3 separate regions of the Homo sapiens genome follow, and regions 1 and 2 are each linked to region 3. A link is a loop called in an ENCODE intact Hi-C map of the cell type or tissue named here. Cell type or tissue: mammary epithelial cell. All regions are shown on one strand.

Evidence for each region. Hi-C counts contacts between places; a loop is a spot of excess contacts. Peaks named below come from ENCODE experiments on the same cell type or tissue, not always from the same donor. Only the 100,000 strongest peaks of a DNase experiment are listed, where the experiment ranks them.
Region 1: it touches region 3 in a loop (10-fold over the local background); 81 of 110 quality-filtered maps call a loop at or near these places.
Region 2: a loop joins it to region 3, with 9 times the contacts of the local background. A loop is called at or near these places in 42 of 110 quality-filtered maps.

The regions. Positions count from the first base shown.
Region 1 is chr2:238,369,625-238,372,124 of GRCh38, reverse strand. All of the region lies in intron 15 of TRAF3IP1 (TRAF3 interacting protein 1), which reads right to left. Among named protein-coding and RNA genes, the nearest start is that of TRAF3IP1, 50 kb to the right of the region's middle. In mammary epithelial cell, a CTCF peak has its summit at 1,177 (motif pointing left); no DNase peak of the experiment used is centred here.
Region 2 is chr2:238,356,482-238,358,981 of GRCh38, reverse strand. The region is part of intron 15 of TRAF3IP1 (TRAF3 interacting protein 1); the gene reads right to left. Among named protein-coding and RNA genes, the nearest start is that of TRAF3IP1, 37 kb to the right of the region's middle. In mammary epithelial cell, a CTCF peak has its summit at 1,434 (motif pointing left); no DNase peak of the experiment used is centred here.
Region 3 is chr2:238,461,881-238,464,380 of GRCh38, reverse strand. No RefSeq gene overlaps it. Among named protein-coding and RNA genes, the nearest start is that of ASB1, 36 kb to the right of the region's middle. In mammary epithelial cell, a CTCF peak has its summit at 1,383 (motif pointing right); a DNase peak (open chromatin) is centred at 1,400.

The sequences.
Region 1 (2,500 bases), 92 kb after region 3:
GAGAAAAAAACTTTTAAATGAATGTTACTTTAATGTGATTTTACTTCCCTTGACTCCCTCAACCCTACCATCTATTATTATTATGTTATTCTTCCACAAAACTATTTTTTCAAGAACTAGTTTAGGGATTTTGCATTCAATTCTGTAGTTATACTCAATTCTATATGCTTAATCAGTTTCAATAATCAATTTTAATTCATTTCACCTATACCAATGCTGCCCAATAGAAATATGCAAGCCATATACGTAATTTAATATTTTCTACTAGTTTCACTTTAAAAGTAAAAAGAAACAGATGAAATTAGTTTCAATAAATTTTATTTAATGTGATATATACAAAATCATTTCAACATGTAATCAATATAATAATTTCTAATGAGATAGTTTATATTCTTCTTTTCCAACACCATATTTGAAATCTGGTGTGTGTTTTATACTTAGGATATATTTCAGTTGGGATTCGTCAGTTTTCTAATACCCCCACCACATGGGCGAGTGGCCACTGCGCTGGTCATCCCAGGCCCACACTCAGGCTTTCCTTAGGCTTAGGTTTGGAAGAATATAAGAACAATCTTTTTTTGAGCTCTTGCATTATCTGGATGTGTCTTCCACTGTTTTTATGTATGAAATGACAATCTAGCTAAATAGTAAGAATCTTGGGTCAGTTTCTTTCTCTCCAAATGTTGAAGCAACTGTTCCTTTTTCTTCTGGCATTTAGGGCCACAGAGAAGTCTACAGCAAATCTGACTTTGGTTCTTTTCAAAAGAACCTATTTTTTCTTGATGTACAATATACTTGTAGGATTGTTTTTGGTTGTTCCCCCCACCAAAAAAAACAAAAACAAACCGAAAAAAACACCTGATCTCAACAATACTGCCAATATTGTGAGTTTCCTTTTTACCTGGCACATGAAAGCCCTTTTCAAGTGCAGACTCATAGAAGGTCAAGCTTCACGCTCTTTACGAAAAGTACAAAGCACCTCTAAAAAACAGACTTTCAATGTCGCATTAACTGAGATCAGAAAGCTAGTAAACTTCGTTCTTATCACATTTTACTCAGAAATCTATATTACTGTCCAAACGACAAATGTCCAAATTGTGGCAGAAAACCACATTACAAGAGAACTATGCCCGCTCCCTAGCACTCAGAGGCCTCGTGATGGGCTTAAAGCACCCCCTGGTGTTAGCATGGGGCTCACCAGAGGCTACAGCATGAAAAATGTCCGTAATTCCCCTAAATGCACATAGCTTCGTTTTTCACCTCTGGCAAGTGCTTCCCCACATTTTATCATTCATTCCCTTCCACTTCCCCCTTTCTCTTCTAACTTCTGTTCAACTGGCGATGAAATTCATCTCTTCAACAGTTGATGACATGCACTTAACGTCCACTGCTATGCTAGCCACGAGAGGGAGATGAGAGGCACTGGTCTTCACCTTATGAGATGCCCATTCCAGGGGAAAGTCAGTAACTGATCTTCCCTCCTGAGCCATTTGGTCCTGAAGCCATGAAGTGGGCAATGCCAGGGAAGCATGTACACTAGGCTGGGGGTGGGAGAGCCCGGGGTAGGGAGAATGGAGGCAGGAGCCCAGCACAGGAGGGAGAGGGCACCCACACGGCCAGGGAGACCAGGTAGGGAGGGCACAGACATTTGCACACACACATGTACACACACATACACAGACATGCACATACACATATATCACAGACATAGCCATGCATATATACACATGTACACATGCATGCAGACATGCACACGTATACATGTATACACTCAGACACGCACACATACGCATACACAGACATGCACAATACAGACATAAACATACACACATGCACACACAGACACAGACATTCACATAGACATGCACACACATATATACACATGCACACTTACAGACACACATACACGTTCACATATATACACACATACATACAGACATGCACACACGCATATATAACAAACACAGACACATACATTTTCCCCCTCTAGCTCTGTTCACTGAGATGACCTGAGAGCTGAACCTCCAAAAGTGGCAAACACTCCATTCTCCAATCAAAGGACCCAGGTCTCCTGGGGAAATGGCTGATTCTGGGGCTGGAGCAGGGAAAGAACAGGATGAGCCAGAAAGCAAGGAACAGCTCAAAGAATGCTGGGCGCAGGCTGAAAGGACACAAAGCCAGCTTGAAGGAGCTCTCCAGAGCCAAATCTGAGGCCATCTGCGCATGAAAATCATGGCAGTAAGAGATTACAGCCCACAGAGTCCAAGTGGAAGGCACAAGCCCATAATGATACAAACAAATGATTAAACTTAGTGAAGCACAGGGTACTTCGATTGTACAAAGTACTTCCTCCAAAATGCTAGTAATTACAAAGAGAAAAGGAGCGGCTTGACTGCAGAGAAGCTGGCAGACAGCATCCACATCGAGAGGCCACGGAGAGCGTCTGCAGTCAGGAACAATCTGAAACCTTGAACCACTCAGCAAGACGCAGCAAAGGCAG
Region 2 (2,500 bases), 110 kb after region 3:
AGAGACCATCTGGCTCAAAAAGCCTGAAGTATTTTTATCTGGCCCTTTACAGAAAGTGGCCTGATTCTTGCTGGAAGAGACACTGGCTCTTGAATGCTAGGAGGCATGGAGAGGAGCCATGGAAGCATTGTCTATGAAAGGAAATGGCTGAAAAACCTAAATGTCCATCAATAGAGTAATTAATAAGCAAATAATGGACTATAAGGCTTCAATTAAAATGAATAAACTACATCTACATGTATCAAAACATGAGAGAGAGAAACATGCTGCATGAAGAAAGCAACCTGCATAACAGATCAACACGAGGGTGACATTAGAAACTCAAAAAACACCACGAGGCACATCCAAAGTAGAGATACACACCAAGTTCATCCTGGGGACTGCCCTCGGGGGAACAGGACTGGGGCAGGGGGAAAAAGGACTTTGGCTCTTCCTACATGTTTTTTTTGAGACAGGCTTGCTCTGTCATCCAAGCTGGAGTGCAGCAGTGCAATCACAGCTCACTGCAACCTCTGCTTCCTGGGCTCAAGCGATTCTTGTGCTTCAGCCTCCTGAGTAGCTGGGACTACAAGTGTGCACCACCATGCCCAGCTAATGTTTGCATTCTTAGTAGAAAGGGGATTGGCCATGTTGGCCAGGATGATCTCAAACTCATAGCCTCAAGCAATCCGCCCACCTTGGCTTCCTAAAGTGCTGGGATTACAGGTGTAAGTCACTGCGCCTGGCCACATTTTTATTTATTTAAAAAAAAAATGTAGCAGGAGAATGGCGTGAATCCGGGAGGCGGAGCTTGCAGTGAGCCGAGATCGCGCCACTGCACTCCAGCCTGGGCAACAGAGCGAGATTCTGACTCAAAAAAAAAAAAAAATGTAACAAAAATGTTTTAAGAAGACCAACAAGTTAAATTTAAGTCTGATGTTTATCAATATCCTAAAGAAAATCATACAGACACTTGCTGATTTTCCCCTAACTGTAACATACATCAACCCTGACTTTGAAGTTCTCACTGACCACTCTTTTTCAAAACAGCAGATGTTTACCAAAAAAGGACACTTTTCCTTTCATCTTCTGAAGCCCAAAGATTTACCAATCTGAAATAATTTACTCTTCCAAGGAGACTTTGAAACACAATCCTAATATGCTTTGCGTAAAAATCATAGCTATAAAATTGAAACCAATGGAGGCTTCAAAGGTGACCTCCACTAGGAGCCTGGAGGGACACATTCAGGGTTTTCGACTGGGTCTCAGAAATACCACCAGGGACACCAGGACAACCCCTCATGCATACAGAAAGGACTATAATGTATTAACATTCCATCAATGAAAAAACAAACTGCAGAAGGCATTTCTCCTTTCAGCAAGGCAAACAGTGGTGCTGTCAGCAAAGCCTCCGCCGACAACATTCTCCAGTTATTATTGTTAAAAGGGCTCCCTCTACTGTTAGTCTCAATTGCACAGTTCTCATTGGCTATTTCAGGCCCTAGCTTTGTGACAAACTAGGACATGTTAAGCAAAATTATCTAAAACAACCATTAATTCAGCTGGGGAGAAATACATATATGTGTGCATGTGTGTGTACGTATGTGTGCACACATCCCTATATATAAAACTTTTTTAAATTGTTGAGTTATTAGGCTAAATATCCAAGAAACTTCTGTTTAAAAGAAAAAAAAAATTCTTCTTCCTCTTTAAAGTGACTGTAAGAGAAACCTGGCTGTGGCATTTGAGACACACCCTGTTGGCCCACAGGTGCCCGCCCTAGTGGTCATGTGCCCAAGGAAAGGGTAGTGGCTGGCAAGAGGCCACAGGTCCCAACAAAAGCACATCACACATGTGTGAGGGAGACTGCGGGGAACCAGGTACAATAGAACATGTATTTAAAAAAAAGACTTAAAAACATTCCCGGCCAGGCGCGGTGGCTCACGCCTGTAATCCCAGCACTTTGGGAGGCCAAGGTGGGTGGATCACGAGGTCAGGAGATCGAGACCATCCTGGCTAACACGGTAAAACCCCGTCTCTACTAAAAATACAAAATATTAGCTAGGAGCAGTGTCGAGCACCTGTAGTCCCAGCTACACGGGAGGCTGAGGCAGGAGAATGGCGTGAACCCGGGAGGCGGAGCTTGCAGTGAGCCGAGATCATGCCACTGCTCTCCAGCCTGGGCGACAGAGCGAGACTCTACCTCAAAAAAAAAAAAAAAAAAATTCCCAGTCTCTTACTTTGCAATCAGCCAGGATCAGGCAGCCAGCCTCCCAGTCTGCAAACAGGACCTGGGAGAAGGGATGGGCAAGGCCAGAAGGGGAGAGTCAGGGAGTCAGAGCCCAACAGGCCTTTGGCTCTTGGCTCCTGAGCTCCCCAAGTAAGCCGCTGCCCCCTCCCAAGACGGGGCTGGATACCAGGCCAGGGAAGTAGCCCCACAGAGGAAGTCCCACACTTTATATCCTCCCAACTGGGAGGAGGGAGGAATGGCTTTTTTTTTCTTTCTGAGGCAGGGTCTCAC
Region 3 (2,500 bases):
TTTACAATAGCACTAAAAGGAATAAAATACTTAGAAATAAATTTAACAAAAAAGAGCAAGACATGCACCCCCAAAACTATAAAACATTACTGAAAGAAATCAAAGAAGACCTAAATAAATTGGAAGATATCTTGGGATAATGAATTATTAGACTTAATATTGTTAAGATGGAAATATTCCCCCTAATACTCAATGGATTCAACACAATTACTATAAAAACCCCAGCTGCCTTTTTTTGAAGAAATTGACAAGCTGATCCTAAAATTCATATGGAAATGTAAGAAACCCAGAATAGCCAAAATGATCTTGAAAAACAACAAACTTGCAGTACTCATACTTCATGATTTCAAAACTTATTACAAAACAACAGTAATCAAGACAGTATTGTATTGCCATAAGGTTAGAAATACATCAATAGAATTGAGAGTCCAAAATAAAACCTTATATTAATGGTCAATTGATTTTCCTTTTTTTTTTTTTTTTTTTTTGAAATGGAGTGTCCCTCTGTCCCCCAGGCTGGAGTGCAGTAGTGCACTCTTGGCTCACTACAACCTCCACCTCCTGGGTTCAAGCAATTCTCCTGCCTCAGCCTCCCGAGTAGCTGGGATTATAGGCACCCATCACCACCCCCAGCTAATTTGTATTTTTAGTAGAGATGGGGTTTCACCATGTTAGCCAGGCTGATCTCAAACTCCTGACCTCAGGTGATCCACCTGGCTTGGCCTCCCAAAGTGCTGGAATTACAGGTGTGAGCCACCACACCCAGCCATGGTCAACTGATTTTTGACAAGGGCACCAAGACAACTCAATAGAGGAAAGAATAGACTATTCAACAAAAATAATTGCTGGGAAAACTGGATATCTACATACAAAAGAATGAAGTTAGGCCCCCTACCTTACACCATATGTACACATTAATTCAGAGTGGATCAAAGACATAAAATGTAACAACTAAGAGACTATAAGACTTGGAAGAAAGCATGGGAGTAAACCTTCATGATCTTGGATCGAGCAATGGATTCTTAGATCTGACATCAAAAGCACAAGTAAAAATGAAAAATAGATAAGTTGGACTTCTTCAAAATTAAATGCCTTTGTGCTTCAAAGAACATCATGAAGAAAGTTAAAAGAAAACCTACAGAATGGGAGAAAATATTTGCAAATCAAATATCTGATAAGAGAATCATATCCAAAATATATAAAGACCTCTTCTAAGTAACAATAAAAAGACAACTCAATTTTAAAACGTGCAAAGGATCTAAACATACATTTCTCAAAGGACATATGTAAACAGCCAAAGAGCACATGAAAAGATGTGTGGTAGTATCACTCACTAGGGAAATGCAAATCAAAACCACAGTGAGATACCAATTCATCCCCACTAGGGGGAGTAAAATCAAAAAGACAGACAATAACAAGTGTTAGCAAGAATGTAGGGCAATCAAAACCCTTGTGCATTGACAGTGGGAATGTAAAATAGTTCAGCCACTGAGAAAACCAGTTCAGCAGTTCCTCAAAAATTAAATATTGAGTTAATATATGACCCAGCAATTCCATTCCCAGGTATATACTGAAGAAAACTGAAAACATGTATCTATATAAAACTTTGTACCCAAATGTTCATAGCAGCCTTATTTGCAATAGCCAAAAAATAGAAACAACCCAAATGTCCATGGACTGATAAATGGATAAACAAAATGTGGTGCATCCACAGAGTAGAATACTATTTGGCCATGAAAAGGAAGGAAATTCTGACACATGCTACAACATAGGCAAACCTTAAAAACATCATGCTAAGTGAAAGAAGCCACTCACAAAAGGCCACATATTATATGGTTCCATTTACATAAGTATAAATGGGATAGATAAATCCATAAACACTGAAAGCAAATTAATTGTAGCCGGGCCCTGGCAGGGACAGAACTGGGGTGTGAGTGCGAATAGATATGAAGTTTTTTGTTGGGGGTGATGGAAATGTTCTGGAATTAGACAGTGGTGATCAGCGCACAACTTTGTGGATACGCTAAAAACTGTTACACTTTAAAGTAGCATACTTTAAAATGGTGAACTTTATGGTGTGTGATTGTATCTCCACAAAGGCATGTAATTCGCTGCCACCAATGGCATGGCCTTGCTCAAGAACTCTGGAGGAGGTCCAGGCATGGTGGCTGACACCTGTAATCCCAGCGCTTTGGGAGGCCAAGGCAGGAAGATCACTTAAGGCCAGGAGTTTGAGACGAGCCTGAACAACATAGTAAGACCCTGTCTCCACCAAAAACAAAAAAATTAAAAATTAGCCAGATGTGGTGGTGAGCAACTACAGTCCTAGCTTTCCGGGAAGCTGAAGCAGGAGGATCGTTTGAGCCCAGAAGTTCAAGGCTGCAGTGAGCTATGATCGTGCCACTGCATTCCAGCCTGGGTGGCAGAGTAACACCCTGACTCAAAAAAAAAAAAAAAAAACAAAACACCTCTGCGGGTGGGAGGTGCTGTACTGGGTGTC